3 separate regions of the Homo sapiens genome follow, and all the other regions are linked to region 2. A link is a loop called in an ENCODE intact Hi-C map of the cell type or tissue named here. Cell type or tissue: PC-9. All regions are shown on one strand. Region 1 overlaps NRP1 (neuropilin 1). Region 2 overlaps NRP1 (neuropilin 1). Region 3 overlaps NRP1 (neuropilin 1).

The links. Peaks named below come from ENCODE experiments on the same cell type or tissue, not always from the same donor. Only the 100,000 strongest peaks of a DNase experiment are listed, where the experiment ranks them.
Region 1: a loop joins it to region 2, with 6 times the contacts of the local background. A loop is called at or near these places in 5 of 110 quality-filtered maps.
Region 3: it touches region 2 in a loop (10-fold over the local background); 2 of 110 quality-filtered maps call a loop at or near these places.

What each region holds. Positions count from the first base shown.
Region 1 is chr10:33,233,407-33,241,406 of GRCh38, reverse strand. The region is part of intron 6 of NRP1 (neuropilin 1); the gene reads left to right. Among named protein-coding and RNA genes, the nearest start is that of NRP1, 97 kb to the left of the region's middle. In PC-9, no CTCF peak of the experiment used is centred here; DNase peaks (open chromatin) are centred at 2,596 and 3,286; H3K27ac peaks cover 4,658 bases.
Region 2 is chr10:33,287,791-33,295,790 of GRCh38, reverse strand. The region is part of intron 2 of NRP1 (neuropilin 1); the gene reads left to right. It also overlaps the pseudogene RN7SL398P. Among named protein-coding and RNA genes, the nearest start is that of NRP1, 43 kb to the left of the region's middle. In PC-9, a CTCF peak has its summit at 4,740; DNase peaks (open chromatin) are centred at 3,600, 4,360 and 5,060; H3K4me3 peaks cover 2,152 bases; H3K27ac peaks cover 4,427 bases.
Region 3 is chr10:33,212,503-33,220,502 of GRCh38, reverse strand. NRP1 (neuropilin 1) reads left to right here. Exons shown (of 17, transcript NM_003873.7): 9 at 6,786-7,117. It overlaps LOC124902407 (a long non-coding RNA gene), which reads right to left. Exons shown (of 2, transcript XR_007062107.1): 2 at 6,682-7,265. Among named protein-coding and RNA genes, the nearest start is that of IATPR, 100 kb to the right of the region's middle. In PC-9, no CTCF peak of the experiment used is centred here; a DNase peak (open chromatin) is centred at 3,632; H3K27ac peaks cover 3,702 bases.

The sequences.
Region 1 (8,000 bases), 54 kb after region 2:
ATTTTTTCCATTGGGTGACCCTGGCTGAAATGCATGAGATTAGTATCGATAGATTTTTTTTTCCTGGAACATGAAAAGAATTTGAGTTCTGTCCACTGACTGCATTTGGATAGCAAAGGGAGCACATGTCTTCAGAGCACGGAATAATGCTATGCCTTGCCCCTTTCTCCCAAGAGGAGCACAGAAACCACAGATAACTGGGTAACATTTTTTCCTTCCTCATTTTCATTTTCTACCTCCACACATGGCGTTTCTATTTTGACTGCCTTTCTCCTGCCCTAGGCTGGCCTTTGCTCAGTTCCAAACATCTGCTGTGAATTCTAATTACACAAGATTTTCTTGGAGAGTCATTCTTTGAAAATTCATTTTTGCAAGGCTTTCCCCATCCCCTTAATGTGAGCTTCAAAAACAAATCAGCATATACAGCTCCTGGCTGAATGATAAGCTTCCAACAGGGAAATGCAGTTGACCAAATATTAAATTGAGAAGTTCACTTCATCTGTTCTCAGGAATGATTGGCATTCCTTCAGAGACTAACTGTTTACCCACAATTTCTGACAACCAGCTGTACCTAGGCAGCCTGTTCTTTCTCTTCGTTCTTGTCTCCAGGGTAGCATTCGTTATAACCTTAGGCTGGCAGCCGACTTTAATCTCAGTAATCCCATCAGCTCCTTGCAGGATTTTTAATGCCAAGGAGAGTTTTTTGGACACCTGCACTTCCAAGTTCTCCATCAGCACAGGAAACTCTCATTACCAGGAGAGGCCCACCTAGATCACTGGGAAATACATGGAAAATTGGTGTAAAAAGATGCTGTCAAACTTTATAGGCCAAGAGACTGATTTAGACCATCACCCTCATCTGCAAGTCTTTAGTTTCCAGAAATTCATCCTTGTGTTTGTTTTTGAAACCAAGCTTAAAGGGGAAGGTAGACAAATTAAAGCCATGATTAACTGCAAAACCAATAATCAGCAACGCATTTGTTTGTGCTGGAATAGACAGATGCTGTTTGAGTAAAAGTGTGTGTTTATCTTGAGCCACTTAGAAATCACCCAATCGTGCAGATAAAACTTTATGGGTAGCATAGAATAACAGCTTTTAAAAGAAAAATACACCTTACCTGTACATGCTATTTAATACTTTCCTAGTCTTTTAGGCATGAAAATTTCTTTAAACTGCTGAAAACCTGGAGAGGTGTGTGTGTGTCTGTGTGTGTGTGAATAACTTCACCTTGGAAAGGTGTCAGACATCCTTGCCTCACTGCACAGCCACCTCCAAGACTTCTTCCATGAGGCTTTTTTTGTGAGGCTGCTTCTCAGAGACCATGAGACAAAGAAACGCACAGATTGCAAAAGGCCTGAAGTCTATATTCATTTCCTATCCACAGAAAGCTCCAATTCCAACAACTTATAAAAGATCATATGTTAATTTGGTAAAACCATTTTGATGCGGTCACTCTAGTGATGCAGTCAAATTCTGATGTTGTTCTATTTTCAAAAATACAGGAAGGGTATGGGAGAAGTCTGAGATACCAGGTAGGTAAACATCTGATACATAAACATCCTGTGGACGTCATGCTTGCAAATAACCTTAGCTCTAAAATAAGAAGGTTGAGACGAGGTTTGAGTGAGGTATTTGAGAGCATAATAGATATAGCGAAAAATGTATTTAATCTCTGATGCCTTTGGGGGTAACTCCAGGAAGAGAACCACTATTAAGTTAGGGAGAGGTCATTTGAGAAATAAATAAAAAGGAATACTTCACACAGTGTGGACCTAGCCAGTGAAATTCATCAGTTAGCAGACTCTAGTTTTAAGTGGTGAACTTTTCAAAGGACTAGAAAGTTTATGATTTATTGTAATATTTGCAGTTAGAAATGCTAAGATAAGAGTAGTCACATTCCTAGCTTAAGGGTATAAGTCAGTTGCTCAAACACCTTAACATTGACTTTAATGACAGGCAGTTTGGAGGAAAGGAGTTTCAGATCTTGCCGGCAATGCCAGACTTACATAACATCGAATTTAAATTCAACAAACATTTATTGAGCATCTGTTAAGAATTAGGCACTATATGTGAAAATAGGTGAATCTGAAGTGAAGAAGACCCCCATTTTTTTTTTTTGAGACAGGGTCTTCCTCTGTTGCCCAGGCTGGAGTGCAGTGGCACGATTGCAGCTCACTGCAGCATCGACCTCCTGGGCTCAAGTGATCCTCTCCTCAGCCTCCCAAGTAGCTGGACTACAGGAGCATGCCACTACACCTGGCTAATTTTCTTATATTTTGTAGAGACAGGGTCTCACCAGGTTGCCCAGGCTGATCTTGAACTCCTGAGCTCAAGTGATCCACCTGTTTCAGCCTCCCAAAGTGCTGGGATTATAGGCATGAGCCACCGTGCCTGGCCTAAAGTGAAGGAGACTCTCTCTCTCCTTCAAAGGAATTATAATCTAGGTACTACTGGCAAAACTATGCGCACACATACACACACACACACACACACACACACAGAGGCACCCACTCCAATTACCCAAAAGACTAAGTAAAAAAATATTAGGTCACATTCTCATGGTTAATATGTGTACATATGCATCATCGTGATCTTCATAGTAGCCATGCAGAATGACTAAATGAGGTAAGCATTGGCATTTCTGTTTGAGAGTAGAGGAAACTAAGACTTGAATGGACTAAGTAACTTGCTTAACATTATCCAGGTCACTCCTGCAGGTCAAAGCTACAAAGCTACTTCTGGGGTCTGTGCTTTTTTCCACCATATGCTGCCTGCATCACCCCAGTTTTCTCTCTGTTGTACCAGAATGCATTGATTCATTTTAATGCAATCTGTTCACTCTGTATTGTGATTTACTATTTACTTGACTCTTTCCCTCACTGTCTAGAGGGCAGGAATCTTATCACCTTCACTCCCTTTCACCCAAGCACCTAGCACTTATTTGTGTTATGAATGAATAATAGCCACCCATGAAGTTCTCTCCACACTGGACTGGATATTAGAAACACAACTGCTCATCATTAGAAGATCATGCTCTGAACTCATGAACTTCTCCTTAAATGTTTGAGGCGAGAACAGTGTGATTTCAACAGAAGCGTGAATCTTTAAAGAAAGCATCCACAGTTTCTGTGCCATTTCATTGACAGGTTTTATTTTAAATGTAGACATCCACAGAGGATAGGAGCTGCAGCGTGTGCTGCTAGACTCAAGAGAGAAGTCTCGCTGACTCATGCAGGTTGAGGTTTTGTCTCATTCCCAGGAATGCTTGGACTCCCAGAGGCAGTGAAGCCACACATTTTAGCAGAATTACCTCAGCAGTGTGGTGCATGATCATGAACTTCAAGTTTACCTACAAGGAAGATTTCATTGTCCTTCTGTCACTAGCCAAACACTTCACAGCCTAGACTCCTGGACTACATAAAGGCCCATACAAAAGTGTTTGTGTGCATTTGTGTATGTGTGAGTGTGTGTGTTTGCAGTGGGAGAGGACACTTATCTTTGCTCTCCGAAGGAATTTTGCCATGAGATACCAGATAGAAGGAAAATATTCATCGGGCCGGGCCTGGTGGCTCACACTTGTAATCCCAGCGGGGAGGCCAAGGTGGGCAGATCACTTGAGGTCAGGAGAACTGCCTGGCCAACAGGACACAACCCCATCTCCATTAAAAATACAAAAATTAGCTGGGCATGGTGACACACCCCTGTAGTCCCAGCGACTATAATCACTTGAACTCAAGAGGTGGAGGTTGCAGTGAGCTGAGATCCACCGTTGCACTCCAGCCTGGGCAACAGAGCCAGACTCCATCTCAAAAAAAAAAAAAAAAAAAAAGAAGAAGGAAAATATTCATCATAGCAAATATTTTCAAATGTAAGCAATTGGGTGGGATTTGTGTGTGTGTGTGTGTGTGTGTGTGTGTGCGCGCGCATGTGTGTTTCTTCTGCCGTTAGTTCATCAAAGCTGGCCGCTTCTGCTTCCCCAGCCAAAGTCCAACCCCCTGTCCTATGAGGTCCACTTTGAATGGTTCAAATGACCTGTTTTCCATCAAGCCCTTTCTAGACCCTTCCAGAAGTAATTTTCCCTTCTTCTGAATCCCATAATGCCCCACTTATCACTAGGCTGACACTTTTTACTTTCAGTCTCATAACATCATTACCTCCACATAGGCTTGTGTGCTTCCAGATCCTGGCATACAGTAAATGTGTGTTGGATTTAATGGACGAAATGCTTTTATCTGGATACTTGGCATTCTTCAGTTTCGTGTAATTTCACACTTTTAGTTTGAGTGGCTACGATGTGTGAAGCTCCATGATTGGGCTTTGGGATGCAGCTGTGTGAGCAGACACTCTGGGCTCCATAGTTTATCAGTTGCTAGGCTCCAAGCAGAGGTAATAATTGCTCAGAAAGACCAGGAGTGTGAAAAAAAAAGAAGAAAAAAAAGGTCTTAATTGCGCTACGTCTCAGCTTCATTATCTATAAAACCTGTCTGCGGGACAGTTAAGAAAATGGAAGATGAGGTACAGGAAGTTAGCACTTAGTACAATACCTGACACATAATGGTTGCCCCAGAGAAGTTTTTAATAGTAACAAAAACAATAATCGTCAGCAATACTTTATCAACACAATACAGTCCTACTGAATTATGTGCAGAGATCACCAATTCTGCTACCATGTCTTAAAGTGGCTGAAATCCAAACCAGCCGTTAACTCATTCTTCTATTACTGTTACCCTCTTTGTTTTAGGGCTGACAAATATTAGGAACGGGTGACCTGTATACACACTCTATTTAATCTTACAGGGTATCTAGAGCTGTACCCTTGCAGTCAACCAGATCAGCAGCACTGAACCCAAACGTTTCTCTTGCCTACCTAACCCATGCAATTCCTACCCTCTCGGTCTTCTACTAGACGAATACTTTCCTAGCTTTCATGGATATTACACATAAACAATCAGATGGAATCAAGAGTTATATTAGAAGAGCACAATACCCACCCATGCCCTCTATGTAGTACGTGCTTGCTAACTCTTTATTAAGTAAACCCATCTAGCAAGAGCACATGCGCTGATTCTCCTATGAGGTTCTTGACCGGAAGATTTTCATCCCATGTATACATATTTGAGACTGATTACCATTGTTTTAAAACTGTAGCATACTTATTTTTTCTCTGTTAAGAAATTTCAGTTAGGCAATTTCTATCAGACAGTTTTTAAGTTAAAATCTTAGCCAAATTCCTAGGGATTACATTTGGTCTGTTCTGACAGCGTGTCCTCTTTCCAAATCAAAGGACTAGGCTCAGGTTTTAAATTAAATGTAACTTACAAATAAGCATTCAAAAAATGTTAATTAAAAGTATTAAGTCCCTGAATCTTTTACTGCCTGGAAAGAACTCCTAAGTCTCTTTGCAGGAAGGGGAGGAGGGGACATTAAAATGTCATCTTTTTGACCAAGCTGTTAAAGGTTTCCAAGGTATTCATCTGCAAGTTAACATGCAATTGAAGGAAAATATTTTAAAGGAGAAAAGATTTCACAGGTCGGCGTATGTCTTAAAAATGTAAAACAATCTTTTCTAAAGCATAGAGATGTAATCAGCCATTCTCTTTGACTCTACATAAGAGTTTCAAATTGCATTAGATGTTGATTACTTGTATTTCAGAGTGTATAGAAACCCCAGCACCATTTCATTTTCTCCCTCTTTGTTATCAGAATGTAGTGTGTCCTGGTGTCCAGATTTTTACGGGTTTATCAAGTAAGAGAGGAATGTAAATGGAATATTTGTCTGGTTTTGGTGAATACAATTGTATCTGCTCTAGATAATATGGAAAAGGAAAAAAGCCCTCAGGTTTTGCGTCCAATGCATGAAGACTGTCTTCTCATATTTGTCTTAAATGTGTTTCATAAAATAAGCTGAGCGTTTTCTGGTGGCTTGCCACAGTTCCGTGCGTTGCTCTCAAACAAAGGCCTTTCAGAGCCTGATGCTGTTTCCATCACACTAAGAAAATGCAGAGCAATGGTAGTGACTCCACCTGAAAATGGCATTCTTCACCTTCACATTTGATCTTTATGGTTTCCAGATTGGAGTGATTTGGGTAGCTGGATTCTGGAAAAGTCTCTAGCTGAAATGCTGGAGTGTTAACCTGCTGCATCGAGTCCCTTTTGTTTCTTTTGGACAATGCTACTTGCCAGTTTTAACAACTACAGCAGATTTTACTATTCAAACAGAACCAGATGGGACTCCAGTTCAAAGAACATGTCAGAATTAAATATTTCTTTTTTAATTAGTTGCTCCTGATTTATGCAAAAAGAAAAATTCACATGAGAGTGGGAGAATGTGTTATAAATCCAGATGTGACAGAGCCCATGTAAGCACTATCTCCTTTCATCTGCCAAAAAAGACGGAGGTCAGCCCTTGTGTGGGGCCTTCATTTTTCTTACTCATTTTCTTGTTGTTCTTTTGCTGTGACTGCAGTGGCAGTCAGGGAAGCCAGCCCTTCCACTGCCCCTGTGCTGTTGCAGCCTTATCTCATGTTATTCTAACTGGCTGGATCAAGTCTTCTGGTAGGAAAATTCATCTGTTCATTCACTTGGGACTGTTTTACTATGAGCAAAGGTTTTATTTGTTTCCACCCAGGAAAATGCTCTCCTTTAATTTAACTATGGAAAAAGGCATTAATTCAGGCAATTAAGACTAAAAGAAAATTCGTGAGATTTTTCCTGCCTTGCGCTGTTCTTCTACTTGGGTATTTTTATTCTTTACCCTAATTTTAAAGTGTTCAATTGTTATCCTTTGCTCAAAATGTTTCGTTGCTACCATTTTGTTTTTCGACAGCATGAATAAATTATTTGCAAAGTTTTGTTTTTCAGTGGCCAGTGCTAACTTTAAACTAATAGTCAACACAATCAGAAATCATTTCATATTCCTTATAATTATATAAAATAATGAATCTCCAAAAAGAAAAGCTATTGGATTTAATTATTATTACTGAGAAATTATAAACTATCTTTCTAATCATTATGGTTATAAAATATGAATTGGGGAATAGCATAGGTGTAGCAGCTCATACACGGGCCACCAGTCTTCTCTGGGGTATAAGTCCTGGGTCAAACACTGGTAAGTTATGTGACTCTGAGAAAGGTACATATCACTTTGTTCCTCTGTTTCTTTGTCCATAAAATGTCCCTTGTATGATTGTTGTGAGAATTGAAAGAGACACTGTACATAAATTTAACCCTTCATAAAATGCCTAACACGTAGAGGTTGCACTATGAATTTCCGGTTATTAATGGTAATTTTAGCCTTAGCCATCAGCATTTTTTCTAGGTAATACCACCATAGGGACACAACACAGAAAGAGATAGGGAGCTATGTCACTAACTCTAAAGCGACTGCATTCAGATTCATAACAGTAAGAAGTCCAGGATCCTAAGTTAATGAGCACAATGGTCAGGTACTGTGAGTTAAGCCCACAGAGCCTAGAATAGCATTGATGTTCACAGGCCCAGGCTCTGTAAAAAACATGTGTTTTATCTAAGGAAATGAGACAATTGCTTAAAAATATTTTCTTTAGCTTGTAGTGTCAAGTGATGAATTAAACAGCTCTTTGAGTCATCAGAGATGCCCCAAAGAAAATCCGACAGTCTCCCCCTCAAAAAATATTTTCCTGTTTTTAATCAGACCTCAGCTCTTTGTCCTCTATTTTTTCAGGCCATTGTATTGACCTGCCTTGGGAGTGTTAAAAGCTGGTAAACGCTCCCTTGCCAATGCTAGCTCAATGGGCAGTAATTTATTGAGTAAGACAGATTTTCATTTTAGAAATGAGGCTTTCCACGTTATGACATTACCAATATTGGTTGGTTATGTATTATTATAGAAAGCAGTGATATTCATTTCATGGCTGGAAGGCTGCGTGCTGGTGTTTAACCAGCAGTTTGCAAAGATTTGCTACATGATTTACTACACATGCTGCTTTGTCCTCAAGTGATTCCTGGTAAAATGTGTGCT
Region 2 (8,000 bases):
TTTGTTTTATCTACTAACAGGCCAAATGATCTAATGGTGTACCCCCAAAATATAATACAGGGAGAAAAATCTTTTGTTTTTTTGAGACTGGGTTTCACTTTATTGCCCACACTGAGTGCAGTGATATGATCATGGCTCACTGCAGCCTCAACCTCCTGGGCTCAAGTGATCCTCACACCTCAGCCTCCCAAGTAGCTGGGACTACAGGTGTGCACCACCATGCCTGACTAACTTAAAAATTGTTTTGTAGAGACAGGATCTGGCTCTTTTGCCCAGGCTGGTCTGGAACTCCTGTACTCAAGCAGTCCTCCCACCTCAGCCTCCCAAAATGCTGAGATTACAGGCGTGAGCCACTGCACCTGGTCTGGGAAGAAAATCTTCTAATGGAAAGTTCTTCACTGCCTATTTATGTCTAGACTGACCACGAATGAACTGTTGCTTATCAATTGTCCACAGACTTGAACATGCTGCCAAAGGCCAGGATGCGGGGTCTTTCGAGTTCAGATCCATGTTACTCCTGTGTTCCCAAGTGATGGCTCACCTCTCCCACCACTGTTTTATTTTTGAACAACTGGAAAACCTTGGCTATATAGGGATTCATGCTTTCCTATCACCGCACTTGGCAGTCATTCAATCATCAACACAAACATATGTGTTGCTACAAAAAGACATGGCAGTACTCCTTATATGGTACCTGTCTAGGTGCTCCACAATGGGTATAACTGCCATTTTTAGAAGATAATCACAAAAATGAAAATCTAAGATTTTTAAATTATTTGATAACTGTGGGGCACTTGAAGAATGCTTTGCTTGAGACCCATTGCCCAAAGTTGATGTAGTATATAGGTGGCATCAGGACAAGTCAGAGACCCTGGGCTATGATGAAACCCAAACACAGCATAACTGTTTTTGAATCATGATGTGTTTGTTGTTAATCAAAAGGGCCTTAGAGATCTTCTAGGGTAATCCCCTTAGGTTGCAGATGAGGAAACGAAGGCCCAGAGAGGTGAAGTTCTGTCCCAGGTTCCCTTACGCCTGGTGAACCCTTCAGGGTTTCACAAAAATGGCATTTTCCTTCTTATCTTCCTCATTAACTTTGAGATACTTACTCTTCTGGTCCCCTTGGCTCTCTTAGCACAGTTATTAGGACATAGATTTTTTTTTTTTTTTTTTGAGACGGAGTTTCACTCTTGTTGTCCAGGCTGAACTGCAGTGGCGGATGTCAACTCACCACAATCTCTGCCTCCCGGGTTCGAGTGATTCTCCTGCCTCAGCCTCCCGAGTAGCTGGGATTACAGGCGTGTGCCACCAATGACCGGCTAATTTTGTATTTTTAGTAGAGATGAGGTTTCTCCATGTTGGTCAGGCTGGTCTCGAACTCCCGACCTCAGGAGATCCGCCCTCTTCGGCCTCCCAAAGTGCTGGGATTACAGGCGTGAGCCACTGTGCCTGGCCAGGACATAGATTTTGATAAAGCATTGCTCTGCAAAGACATCAACTCCATGAAGAACAGTGATGCACATTTGCAGGAAGCTAAATGCCAGGTCACACTCTGGCTATATTCTCACATTCTAAGAACTCATCCCCAAATCCCACACTCACTGAAGCGTTTGAGATATGTAGGACCCCCACCATGACATAAAACTGCACATGCACTTGAAAATTACTAAGCGATCAGCATGTTATTTGGAAGGAATCACACTGATTTTGACTCGAGGTTGCAAAGCCCACAGATTCTACTTAGATCCATTTGCTCACACACCAGCATTGTTCAATAGTAATGTAAAATGAAGAGTGTATTTTAGTTGGTATTTGCGACCTCTTTGGGTTGTCCTGAGGTTAATTCTGAAGAAAGCACATTATCCGTGCTATGACTGTGACAGACAAAAGAATTCACGTTGAGTATGGATGAGTGAAATCCATTCATTCACATGGATATTCAGAAATTGATAAAATCCATCGTGTGGTAATAGTGCCACATCTTTCTTATGCAAATCAGCTAAGTTTTAAAGAATTTTATTGGGTTTTGAGCACGTGTGTGTGTGCATGCACGCGAGCACGTTTTTAGCAGATGGCAGGCATTCTTCCTTCAAAAATAACGAACATGTTTTCTGTTTTCTCTCCCCTCTTTGCTGAATGCTGAGTGAGTGTGTTTTAATAGAAAAAGCAGAGAATCCAGAATCCAGTGCTGACTTTGCTGTGGACGGTTGGTCGTGTGACCTTTAGCAGCCCACATAACTTACGGGGGGCTCTGTTTCCTTATCGGTAGCATTTAGGGGTCAGAGAAGATGCCCTCCAAATTCTCCTCTGTAATTCCGGTCCGTGACAGTTTTCCTTGTTTCTGGCACAATGAAATTAATTGTATGTGACTGAATTCATGAAAAGAGAGTTACCATCCCCATTATAAAGATGCAACAGTCCAAACAGGTTGTAAAATTCTAAGGAGGCCCCTGTTTCTGTTTTCCTCTGCACTGGCTGCCAAGATATGTACTAAAGAAGTTAAAGTTTGTCAGGCCAAAAATATTCCAGGGAAGGAAAAGCCTGGGAAAAAAGCTCCTGTCTGGACCATTGTGTTCAAGTTAATATTTTATAAATGTTTCTTACCTCATCTGAAAAAATAAGGAATTTAAGTATTCCAGATAAAAGTAGATTTTATTATTTTAGTATTCATGATCTCAAACTGAAACAAGACAAATCGGAAGCCTGTCTTCTAAAATTTTCTTGAAGGTAGGGGTTATGGACTACAGAAATGAGGTCATAGGGAAGCTGTGGAATTACTTTCATTGGCGGGCTTTTTTTTTTTTTGAGATGGAGTCTCACTCTGTTGCCCAGGCCAGAGTGCAATGGCACGATCTCGGCTCACTGCAACCTCTGCCTCCCGAGTTCAGGCAATTCTCCAGGCTCAGCCCTGAGTAGGTGAGATTACAGGTGTGTGCCACCACACCCAGCTAATTTTTGTATTTTTAGTAGAGACAGGGTTTCACCATGTTGGCCAGGCTGGTCTCGAACTTCTGACCTCAGGTAACCCACCCACCTCGGCCTCCCAAAGTGCTGGGATTACAGGCATGAGCCACCGTCGTTGGCAGGTTTTACAAACAGGACAGATACAAATCTGCTTATCTGCTGGAACTGGATTAGGTTGGACAAATGAACTCTTCAGGGCCTTTCAAGCCCTACGTTAAGATTGCCACCAAAATTCTCGGATGCCCTCTTTCACCTGCTGGGCTTCAGTGTCAAGGTCAGCATGTGGTCTATACATAGACAACTTACTTTCCTCTCTACTTATATTTGGAATTAAACATGAACCAAGACCATCAGAACACTTCAAAATGCATATATATTTTTTTGAATGAAGATTTTAAAAACCACTTTGTTTATGTAAAAAAATATGCTGGAAAGATAAGAGGGCCTACAATCAAGAGTTTGATATTGTAGAATTTTGCTTTCCAAGAACAATTGGGAAAGAAGTAAATTAGCAGAGAGGATTTGCATTCTTAATCGATACAAGTGGGAAAACCTGTTTGAGAAGTTTATGGAAAAGTTTAAGATGAGAGTCAGAAGACATGGGTTTTCTGACTTCACAACTAAATCTGTGGGCTGGGCACCGTGACTCATGCCTGTAATCCCAGCACTTTGAGAGGCTGAGGTGGGTGGATCACTTGAGCCAGAGAGTTCAAAACCAGTATGGACAACATGGCAAAACCCTGTCTCTACAAAATATTAGCCACGTGTGATGGCATGCACCTGTAGTCGTAGCTACTCTGGAGGCTAAGATGGGAGGATCACCTGAGCCCAGGATGTCGAGGCTACAGTGAGCCGAGATTGCACCACTGCACTCCAGCCTGGGTGACAGATTGAGGCCCTGCCTCAAAAAACAAAATGAAAAACAAAACAAAACAGACAAAAAAACCTAACTGTGATCTTGGCCAACCCAATCTCTTAGAGCCTTAGCTTCCATATTTGAAAATAAGGATATATTGAAACAGACAATTTTCTAGTTTATTTTCAGGTCTATGACTCTTCTAAATTTTCCTTCATTTAATTGATTCTCTGCTTCCAAAAAACACTTCGCAATCTGTGTTTTAAATGTTCATTTACAAACAAGTTTCCAATCCCTTTGAGTTTACGTCTAGAATTCATGCCAACACCATATCTATCAAAAATTGTATATTTGCATCTGTTTGATATGCTCCTACTAATTTCTTACTGAAGTCCAGGTTTCCACAACACATTTCTGTTTAGTACTGGTCTGTGGTTGCTGTTGTTCATAGTTGTCTGGAAAAGTCTTGTCTCCAAATTACAGTGGCTTTCTTTTTCTTGCCCTGAAGCAGCAAATGATGGGAGAAATATGTGTTTGTTTCTGTTCTTCAGAGTCAGAGCTGCTTCAGGCATAAAATTCTTAGCCCTCTAGTTTAATTCAAATGCAATGAGTCACAAAGTAAATGTGAACTCCGGGCTGTGTATTGTGGGGATTGGGCAAGTTAAATTAATTTTTAGAGCCAGATTGCGTTACTTAAACCTAGGATCCTAATTTGCGCTGACAAAAACCATCAAATCAGCCTGCAGAGGTGCCTGAAACTTACTGCCCAGATAATAGCTGACAATTTGAACTTGGTAGTTTTATGGATTGGTTTGTATCTAAAAAGCAGGCAGCTTTTAAAAGCCCTGAATAAAGGTTGCTTTCTGTGGACACCTACGGCGTGACTATTTATAAAAGCACCCAATGATTTTTCCCCTCCTAAAAGTGCTATTGGCAGAATGAGGCTTGGTATTTAATCCACAACCCGCTATGCACTGCCCCCTACAGTGGCAAAGAACACGCAGGGCTGGAAGAAAGAGATCAAGGAAGCATTAAAAATGTCAGGCCACGAGACCATGTTTAAATTATTAGGTGAGATGCCGTCTTGCATTTAACAATGGCCCCACGCACCTTGAGGCCCAACTTCCTCTCTCCTTGGATGTTTTGACGGGTTATTGCAATCTTTTCTGAAATTGAATTTCAGTTTGCTTCAATAGCATTTCCCAGTAAATAGGAGTGACTCTGGTATCTCGTTTGTGAATCTTGATGTAATAATCGGAGGTAATTGAAGCGTGCACAAACCACAGAGACTTATGACATGTTTTTAAACAAGGATTGACTGATACGAAACTAATTGAACAAAAGCTGGAAATCAGATTCCTCCAAGAAACCTTGCACAGAATACAGGGTCTTTCATAATGGCACTGAGTTTGACTTTAAAAGTGGCGTGTTCAAGTTTCCTTATTTTCCTGAAGGAGTTTAGGAGTAAGTTACTGACAGGCAAGGTTGTGACCCAATGACCAGAGTTAATCATCTGGCGACTGGAATTAATCTTTTGTCTGTCCTGTGGTTTGGATTAACCAGGGTCGGTCATCCCCTCATGCCTTGGTGGCCCCTATGAATTAAAAAAAAAAAAAAAAAAACCTCTTGGTAACAAAGACACACAAAATGAGCTTCAAAGGACAGCATTTTGTCCTCTGAAGGACAAACTAAACTAGCACAGATTTGGAAACTTTTTATTTTGTAAATTAATCTTCTGTAGACAGATAAGATTGTAATATTTTATATTTATGCTCAAGCATACACAAATATATGCACATATAGACGTATCACATATAGGCATTCTATACATCCTCAGGTTGCAAAGTGGCTGCAGGACTTATATTCCATTTCAATGGAAGTTAGATACTAAAAGGGAGAAATAAAAGAACAAAACCTGTAATTTACATATCCAAGCTATGCAAGAGACCAAGATTATTAAAGCAGGGCGCACAATGCTCCTCAGCCCCTGGATTTAAAGTGGGGGTGAAAAGCATTTATAGATAAGAATTTGAAATTCAAATGAAGGAACAAGTAGTCTGTCTAAAATGCTGGCCTCCGCAGATACTGACCTTCCGTACAAAAGGTAGCGGATTTTTATTTTCAGGCACTAAAGAAAAGAGAATGAATTGTGTGTCGTGCACTCAGATTAGTGATAACGATAAAACGTAGCAAACCTTTTGATGCTTGGTGCCTAATTGAAGGAAATAGAGGAGAGTGGTAAAGTAAGGAGTGAACATAGCCAGGAGAATAATTAACAGCTTCATCAGGCAAAACTTACCATTCGTATGTGTATCTAACACACGCTAATGTCAGTTGGATTGAGACTTGATGTGGAGCAAATTTCTTTAAAAGATAATGAATTGCCGCTCTTCGAGGAACAATTTGAAATGCGTCAATGTCACCCTTATTTATAACACCACTAGGGAATGGCAGGAAAGTTGAGATCTAAACATTTTATTTCTCTAAACAGGAGTCATGATGACGTGGACCTCATTAGAGTTATCACTCCACCTGTGGAAACTAAAACAGATAAGATTGATATAAGCACCTAGGGATTTATAGACGTAATACCTATTATCACTAATAGGCGTTAGGTAACGAAATCCCAGAAGGTCTTGGTGAGACTAAGCCCCCTAAGTATTTGGCATGCCCTTCTGAAGAGATGTTGTTGTCATTATGGCTATTTTTATAAGGTTTAATGTAATTGGAACAAAAGCAGTACACCCCGCCATGCTTTGAGTTTTCCCAGAAGTGATTTATGTGATTTGTAGAAAAAAATGTCTGAAAGTTTAAGGTGTTCTCTTCCAGAGCTAGTTCCTAAACGATTTAGAAGATTCTGTTTAAGTGTTGTTAAAAGTATGAATATAAAATAGTTTGACTACCTGGGCTATGCGGTGGTTGTTTTAGTTTCTCTTGCAGGTTCATTTTCTCAGTAGCATGAACTTAATCCCAGGGAAACAATACTGTTTTTGATTCTCAGAAAAATTTAGGGTAAGTAGGAAGATATTTCCTACCTAAAAGTATACATTTTATCAGGGAAGTAAATAAGGCACACAAGACCCCCCTAAAAACAGTTGTAGTGCAACATTTGGCAAACTTTTATTCCTTGGCTCCTACTCCCTAATTAAGGGTTTTATACATTCAAGGAGAGGAACATTTACAGGTTATTGAGTAAAAGAAAAGCTTCACAGAATAAATGAACCTTGGGTGGGCTTTGAAAGAGTGAGATTTGAATCAGCAGCAATAAGAAAAAAGAAACATCTAGAAAGGGATGCCAGAAAAATTCTCTAGTTATCTTTAGATAAGCGACATCAGGCTCTTGCCTTTGTCCTTCAAAAGAACTAACATGCCAGGTGAGGTGGTGTGCCTGTAGTCCCAGCTACTCAGGAGGCTGAGGTGAGAGGATCACTTGAGCCTAGGCGTTCTGGGCTGTAGTGCACTGTGCTGATGAGATGTCCACATTAAGTTCAGCATCGATAATGGTGACCTCCTTGGAACAGGGGACCAACAGCTTGCCTAACGAGGGGTGAACCAGCCCAGGTTGGAAACAAAGCAGCTCAAAACTCCCATGGTGATCAGTAGTGGGATTGTGCCTATGAATAGCCACTGCACTCCAGCCAAGGCAACACAGTGAGACTCCATCTCTAAGAAATGAAAAAAGAACTAACACTATCCCAAGAATAGTAACTGGTAGGGACTTGGGGCAGAAACATACCCACAGGATTAGCCAAGGCATGCCTCTTTCTATTTGAGCTTTAAAAATGAAAATCATGTGGCCAATACCTGGACATACATTTGACCTCCAAATCAACCGTTCTAATTTTCATTTTACCCTGACATTTATCTACTAGGATATATATTTTATTTTTTAGGACTGTCATCAAAGTTCACTTTAACCAAATTTAGATACCATTCTTTACCAAGTTTGGGTTAGGGTTAGAAGGAAAGGCACCGTGTTGTTTGCAACCCAGAAAAGCTCGGGCTCACACTCTATCTTGAGACAGCTCTGACGTTGTGAATGGGCTAAGCATGCTCGAGAGACCATGGCAGACAAGCTGCTATGGAAATGTCCTCAAATGATCTTCAGCAGACACAGCTTCCATTTCTCTTACCTTCTCCACAGCACCCATGCTATTGATTGATATCCTAGTCACAGGCA
Region 3 (8,000 bases), 75 kb after region 2:
ACCACCAACAAAAAACCTGTACAATGTGATCTTTATAGTAAGCTTGGAAGTTCAAAGACAGAATCAGTTGACCCACTCACTAAAAAGTAATTAAAAGCAAGCAATGTCTAAAAGTCTTTGAACTACCTTTAATATTATGTTATATATGTATTTGGGGTATTTAATTTTTTATTCCATTTTTCTGTTTATCCTCTTTAGTTTAATTATTTTTAGAGGAGAATGATACCGACTTTGGAAGGAAAAAAAATCACTTTGGCAATATTCCATGAAATTACAAGCAATTTTGAGAAGAGCTAATGAACAGGAAAAACTATACTTGTTTATAGTAGAGTTCAGCTTGGAAAGTAAAAACCAACATCTGATTTTTTAATGAAAAGTTTATTTATTTCCATCCCACAGACAGACTTGTTTATTATTTTAGGACCTAAGATTTAGAAAGTTCAAGGCCTTAGAGGCAGGAATTGGGTGGAGAAGGGTTTGAAAGAAGAAAGGACATTGAAAAGTTAGATATAACCTTGGCTTTATTTTTGATCAGCAGTTAGATGACAGAAAGTTCTAGGTCATTTTCAGAGCATTACAGATTTGTGCTGTTATTCATAAATTTGTAGAAACAAGGCCATTTGAGGTTTGGGTGGAAATTTCTGGCCCATTTCTTCAACCTTATCTCATGTCATTGTATTTAAAAAAAATGAGGTAAACTTCATAAAGACTCCAAACATGTTAGTCAAAATTCTGAATTTCCAGGCTCTTAGAGATTTATGTCACATCCTTTTAGTTGAATACAATTTTTTTTATACCTAAACTGTCCTTTTTAATTTTCACAAGGATTTCCCTGAGAGGTGATGCTAGGAATGTGAGCAAAGAAGGTAAATAATTTGTTCAATTTTTAAAAATAGTTAAATGATCTAGTTATGTAAACTTAGATGTCTAAAATAGCATATCCTAATATTTTCATACATAATTAAGTAGCTATTTTTCAAATAAGGTGCTTCCTTTCAGTTCCTAGTGCTAGTCTCTTAATCATGGTCTCCACTATACTTTTAAATATTTTCTCTCTAGTAAAATGTCTCTAGTCTCCAAATAATTGCCAGAAGCAGGTTTTTGGAGAGGCTAACACGTTACGATAGTCACATGGACAGAAGGCAGGCAGACATATCCAGGCTTGACTGTGGACTGTCCACTTAGTGTATGCATGACGGACCATGGATAAGACATTGAGACTCACTCTGATCTCCGTTTTCTGGTCTGTGAGGATCACCTTAATGCAACTATAATGAGGAGTCAATGAGAGGAAATTTGGAACACCCCTGGCTTAAACTAAGTGCTCACTAAATGGTACCCGTTAGACTAAAATAGTACATGGCACTCAATATATTGAACCTAGCATATGCCCCAGCAAGCAGAGCCTCTAATAAGACAGTAATTTCAAGTTTTTCTTCTTGATTATCAGAAGCAGATAATTTTCATTTTCTTGAAATGAAAATCAAAGGTCCCCTTGAGTAGAGATTAATGAAAGGAGGACTACAGTATTCCTGCTGGACTAGATGGTCCAGGAGAGCAGGGGACCTGTTTGCCTCATTTTCTGTTGTGTCCTGTATGCCTGGAACATAACAAATGCTTGGTGGTTACTTTTGAATGAAGGAAGTGCAGTTTTATGCACGCCTTCTGAGAAACAAGCGGCTGGACCTCAAATTTTCACCCTGCTGAGTAGTCACAATTCAATCTGGATTTTGTTTAAGCCTACCTAATGAAAGGTTACTGCTTGAACACATCACTTGGCTTCCAAAGCCACTAAAGCCCCAAGTTTTACCCTAATTTTTTGATTCAGAAATTATTTTTTAGAAATATAGTAATCCTGGACTGGGCGCAGTGGCTCACTCCTGTAATCCCAGCACTTTGGGAGGCCGAGGCAGGTGGATCACGAGGTCAGGAGATTGAGACCATCCTGGCTAACACAGTGAAACCCCATCTCTACTAAAAATACAAAAAATTACCCAGGTGTGGTGGCATGCACTTGTAGTCCCAGCTACTCAGAAGGCTGAGGCAGGAGAATGGCGTGAACCCAGGAGGCAGAGCTTGCAGTGAGCCGAGATTGTGCCACTGGCCACTGCACTCCAGCCTGGGCAACAGAGCAAGATTCCATCTCAAAAAAAAAAAAAAGAAAGAAAAAAGAAATATAGTAATCCTGGAAAATTCAGAGTTTGTCACCATATAGAGATATAAAGAAAATAAGATTGGAACAAACCATTCTGCTTTATAGGTGATTGATGAAGGGCATTTTCATTATTTTGACAAAGTAGGCTTCATCATTTTGGCAGAGATGGAAATCACGTTGGGCAATGGCTGCTTAACACACTCTGAACTCTGCTATCTTCTGTTATTAACCAGAAGTCTGTTACCCAGCGCTTCAACACATATTCATGTGCTCCTAAGTCAATCAGAATTCACAGTGATGATCTCAGACACCATAATATCCAGAGGTACTTTCTGAGTCATCAAGGAGAGATTAAATTATGCTCATTCAGGGTCTCCCATCGAATGCAGTTATTACTTTCTCATTCGTTGGAAATTGGTTAACTGGATATTTGATTTACCAGTATACCTCAGTTTTTCCATTAAAGCTGAGTACAGAGATTTACTGTAAAATAATATCACTGAAAATAACGACCTCAATCCTCCATTACAAAACTCATTTCTCCCTTCCATCCTGAAGTGGTCTTAAGCTTTCCAAACAAGGCTGCCAAGTGAAATACAAAATGTCCAGTTAAATTTGACGCAGACAAACAAGACATAATTTTTCAGAATAAGTATGTCCCATGCAATATTTGAGACATATGTGTACTAAAAAATTATTCATTATTTCTCTGAATTCTAATTTCACTGGGCATCTTGTTTCTTGTTTTGTTGTTTATTTGCTAAATCTGGCAACACTATTTCCAAAGGGTTTGACCTGCACCGGGCTGACCTGTACCAGCCTGCTATGAAGGGACAGAGTTAAACGCTAGCATCTCATTCAAACCTTGAATTAATTGTTAATGTAATTTTTCTGCAAATTATTGTTAAAAGTGAGTCACATAGTTTTCAGTCAAAGGTAAATCAAGTTGCCTCTTCATTTTTTTTTTTTTAATGAGGCAGCTATATGGAAGGAATAACAGTCTCACTTTGCACCATGGATATGTTGGCTAAATGGGGACAGGGCATCACTAAGTCTATGAATACAGAAACTGTGCCCCAGCCGAGTCTGCATTAGAGAAAGGGCATTAATCTGGTGACGGTTCTGCTCTCCTTACAGTATTCAAGTTAATTATGTTTGCCTCCAAATGGTAACATCTGGTCCCCATTACCAGCTAAACATTGCCTTTCTAAAAGCTTGTTTGGAATCAGGCAGGTATGAACACCGTGGCCAAAAAATGGCACTCTATTTTTAACACTACAGTTTCATAGTCCCTTAGTAAAATTGTTTTTGTAAATCTTTTTTTAATCCCGACTGAGTATATTCTTGGTTTCCAGATCCCAGCCTGGAGCAAATACTGTGGTTAAGTTACAGGAAAGGGCAATTGAGAAAATGACAGCTGCCTTTCATTGTATTAAGTTGATTCATTCAACAAATATTTGTTGAGCAAATACTATGTATAAAACAGGGCATGAAGAGTCATATAAAACAGAAAAATATGACTTAGTTCGTGTCCTCAAAGAAGTTAAAATCTGGGGAGGCAGAAAGCAGCATTCCAAAGAACTAAATGTGCTCATCAGCATTTGAGGGCTGGATATGGTGGCTCAAGCCTGTGACCCCAGCACTTTGGGAGGCCAAAATGGTAAGATCTCTTGACCCCAGTAGTTTGAGAGCAGCCTGGGCAACATAGCGAGACCAAAAAAAAAAAAATTGCCAATCATGGTAGCATCCACATGTAGTCCTAGCTACTCAGGAGACTGAGGTGGGAGGATTGCTTGAGGCCAAGAGTTCAAGGCTGCAGTGAGCCATGATCACACCACTCCACTCCAGCCTGGGTGACAGAGTGAGACCCTGTCTCTAAAAATAAAAATTAAAAAAAAGGCCGGGGTGTAGAGGGGCCAGGCGCCGTGGCTCACACCTGTAATCCCAGCACTTTGGGAGGCCGAGGCAGGCATCACGAGGTCAGGAGATCGAGACCATCCTGGCTAACACTGTGAAACCCCTCTCTACTAAAAATACAAAAAATAAGCCGGGCGTGGTGGCAGGCGCCTGGAGTCCTAGCTACTCGGGAGGCTGAGGCAGGAGAATGGCGTGAACCCGGGAGGTGGAGCTTGCAGTGAGCCAAGATCGCCCCACTGCACTCCAGCCTGGGAGACAGAGCGAGACTCCTTCTCAAAAAAAAAAAAAAAGAAAGAAAGAAAGAAGGGAAATGCAGATAAAATGGTGTGAAGAGGCCCAGAAATGGAAAACTGTGTCCAGTTGCAGAGAACAGAAAAACTGAGTAAACGATGTGGCATTTGAAAACAGGTCAGGATTTTAAGCAGTTCAGATAATGGAAAAGGGTAACATGACAGGGAATTCCTTGTGGAGGGAACAGAAAGAAAGCTCCCAAACTCCCAGAAGTAAGGAAGTTCTTCATGCCAATTGGCACTGGTTAAAGGAGTGAATGGGGAGAGGCCTTGCAAGGACATGACATGGAAGGCCTGCATGCCTGACTGAAAATGACGTGCGTAATTTCTAGACAAGAAGGCACTGAATGTCTGAGTAAAGAAACGACATGATCTGGACCATAGAACTCATGTGGAAAGTATCTGAGTAATGAATTCTTAAGGTTCAGCTGATAATGTGGACTTAGTTTAATTGCATTAGATGTTTGCCTCTCACTTAGGGGTAGTTATATTTTTAGGCTAAATTTTTATTATATAACGCAGAATTGAGTTGCTTCAAAGAAAAATAGGTTATCATTCTTGCACATGTTCTTGATTAGGATGTACAGTTTCTAAAGGAAAATACTTGAAGTGTTGGACATTTTGTCATTAAGCCAGCGTTGAATTCATCAACAACTGATACTCTCCTTGTGCTCAGAAGCTCCTTGGGCTGCTTTAGAAGACATAAAAAGGTCTATGATGCTGTTCATTGCCTTTGAAGATCTTATAATCTAGCTGTGGGTACATGACTAACAATCTTAAAGCCTTAGAGAGCAGTGGAATGCTGAGCTCTGTGCTACTTACATCATATTTCTGAGAAGGGAGAGCTCAGAATAAAAGCTAGAGTAGCTTGAAAAGTTCTCTTCATGAGTCTTAAGCTGGGTTTTGAGCAAAGGCAATGATGAGGATGACGTCTAGACTGTATGAGAAGAGAATTGCTTAACTGAGATGTATTGTCAGTAATAGAAAATCAAATTAGGCAAATGGGATGAAGTCAAAATGAGGGTCTTGAATGCCAGATCGAGTTTTGATATCTTCCTATCAATAATGGAAAACCATGGTACATTTTCAAAAGATATCTCTTTTCTATTGTCGGGGTAAAATATACATAACATAAAATTTACCGCTTTAACAATTTTCAACCACTTTTAACCATTTTAATTTTATCATTGTACATTTTTAAGTGTACAATTCTGTCGCATTAAGTACAGTCACATTGCTGTGCAAGCATCACCACTATTTCCAGAATTTTATAATTGTCTCAGACTGAAACTCTGCACCCATGAAACACTAACTCTCCCAATCTCCATTTCCCCCAAGCCCTGGCAACCACCATTTTGCTTTCTGTCTCTACGAATCTGACTGATCTAGTGATAGGCTACTCCTATCCATGGAATCAGACCATATTTGTCCTTTTTTTGTTGGGCTTCTTTCACTTAGCAGTGGAGATTTTTGAGGATGAGAATGACATGCTTAAAACAACATTTTCTGAAAATTTAAGTAGCAGTTGGTGTAGTGGAGATTCAAAGTGGGGTCTGGGAGGCCAACCAAGAGCTGATGTAGCACCCTGGCCAGAGCGCTCGGATCAGGATAAATCCAGAAGAAAGGAAGGTAGCAACAAGAGTTCTGTTGCTTTCTTGTACTTAATAAAAACAACAGGATTTGGCAGCAAAACGGAAATGACGAGATGACTAGGCAGGAAGTGGATGATTGGTGATGCCACCAATTAAAAGACAGGGTTCAGTGAAAAGATGCAGTATCCAGGGGAAAGGACTGTCTTAGTCTGCTTGTGGTACATTTGAGATGACAGTGAGACATTCATGTGGAAAGTCCCCAATGCAATTAGAAATAGGGGTGGGGAGAACAGTTGTGGGGGATCATGGTCACTATTCTCCCACACTCAATTCAAATGCCACCTCCCCTGGGAGGTCCTCTATTACCTCTGCAGGCTGAGTATGCATTCGTTCTCTTTACCTCTGCATCACTGTCTCTTTACCTTTGTTTTAGCAACCTTCCTGCTATCGGATTGACTTCTATGCATATCTCCAATCCATCATAAACTATGAACTTCTCTTAAGCAGGGCCAGTACTTGATCCAGGGATGAATTCTGGATACCAAAGAGACTGAAATATGAATGTTAAACTTAGAAGATGTCAAAGCGGGGGAAATGTATGTTCTTATTGAAGATTTGCCTTACTGGGATGTGAGTTTAGAGACGGGAATTCTGACAGAGCAGGAGGAAGGTTTGAGGGAGGAAAGATTTACTGTAAAATAATCCAGAGACTGAAAATTGTATATGATTGGGTACAAAATCATGTCTTTATTCCATATGTTGTATTTTATTTCTTAGCATGGAGTCGCCCAGGAAATCATTTTACATTATCTGTTTCATTTCACTTCCCAGATTATCCTTGCTCTGGAATGTTGGGTATGGTGTCTGGACTTATTTCTGACTCCCAGATCACATCATCCAACCAAGGGGACAGAAACTGGATGCCTGAAAACATCCGCCTGGTAACCAGTCGCTCTGGCTGGGCACTTCCACCCGCACCTCATTCCTACATCAATGAGTGGCTCCAAATAGACCTGGGGGAGGAGAAGATCGTGAGGGGCATCATCATTCAGGGTGGGAAGCACCGAGAGAACAAGGTGTTCATGAGGAAGTTCAAGATCGGGTACAGCAACAACGGCTCGGACTGGAAGATGATCATGGATGACAGCAAACGCAAGGCGAAGGTGAGGGCTGGGGACTGGGAGGAGGTCATCCCTTATGTCCTTGACTTCAATCAAGGGCCTCTGGCATTCTCCCGAGGAAGGGCTTCTTATTTCCTTCCAGCCATGACATTAGAGGAGGTGTGTGATGGGGTCAGTAAGACCCTTGATTCTAGGAAGACAGGAATATGGCATGAAAAGTGATGTCTGAGATAACATGCAAAAGAATTGCATTGCTGGTCCCATTCCCTGGCTGTAGGGATGGACAGACAGCTCAACATGCAGACAGGAGACGGGGAAGCCCAAGGCTGACAGCAGCCATCCAGCCAGCGCTCAGAACCCCTTGCAGATACCACTCAGTCGTTTGGGTCTGCCCTCCCCCCATCTCAAACCTACCCCTAGTTTAAGTGCTTTGTTTCTTTTATAAATTTTTATTGTGGGCCAGGCTCAGTGGCTCATGCCTGTAATCCCAGCACTTTGGGATGCCGAGTCGGGCGGATTGTCTGAGCTCAGGAGTTCGAGACCAGACTGGACAGCACGGTGAAACCCCATCTCTACTAAAATACAAAAAATTAACAGGGTGTGGCAGCGTGTGCCTGTAGTCCTAGCTATTCTGGAGGCTGAAGCAGGAGAATTGCTTAAACCCGGGAGGCAGAGGTTGCAGTGAGCTGAGATTGCACCACTGCTCTCTAGCCTGGGTGACAGAGTGAGATTCCGTCTCAAAAAAAAAAAATTAATTGTGATAAAATACATATAATATACAATTTCCCATCTTAACCTTTTTAGTGTGCAGTTCAACAGTGTTAAGTATGTGTATATTGTGCAACCAATCTCTAGAACTTTCTCATCTTGCAAAACTGAAACTCTACACCCATTAAGCAACAACTCCCAGTCCCCCTGCCCCCAG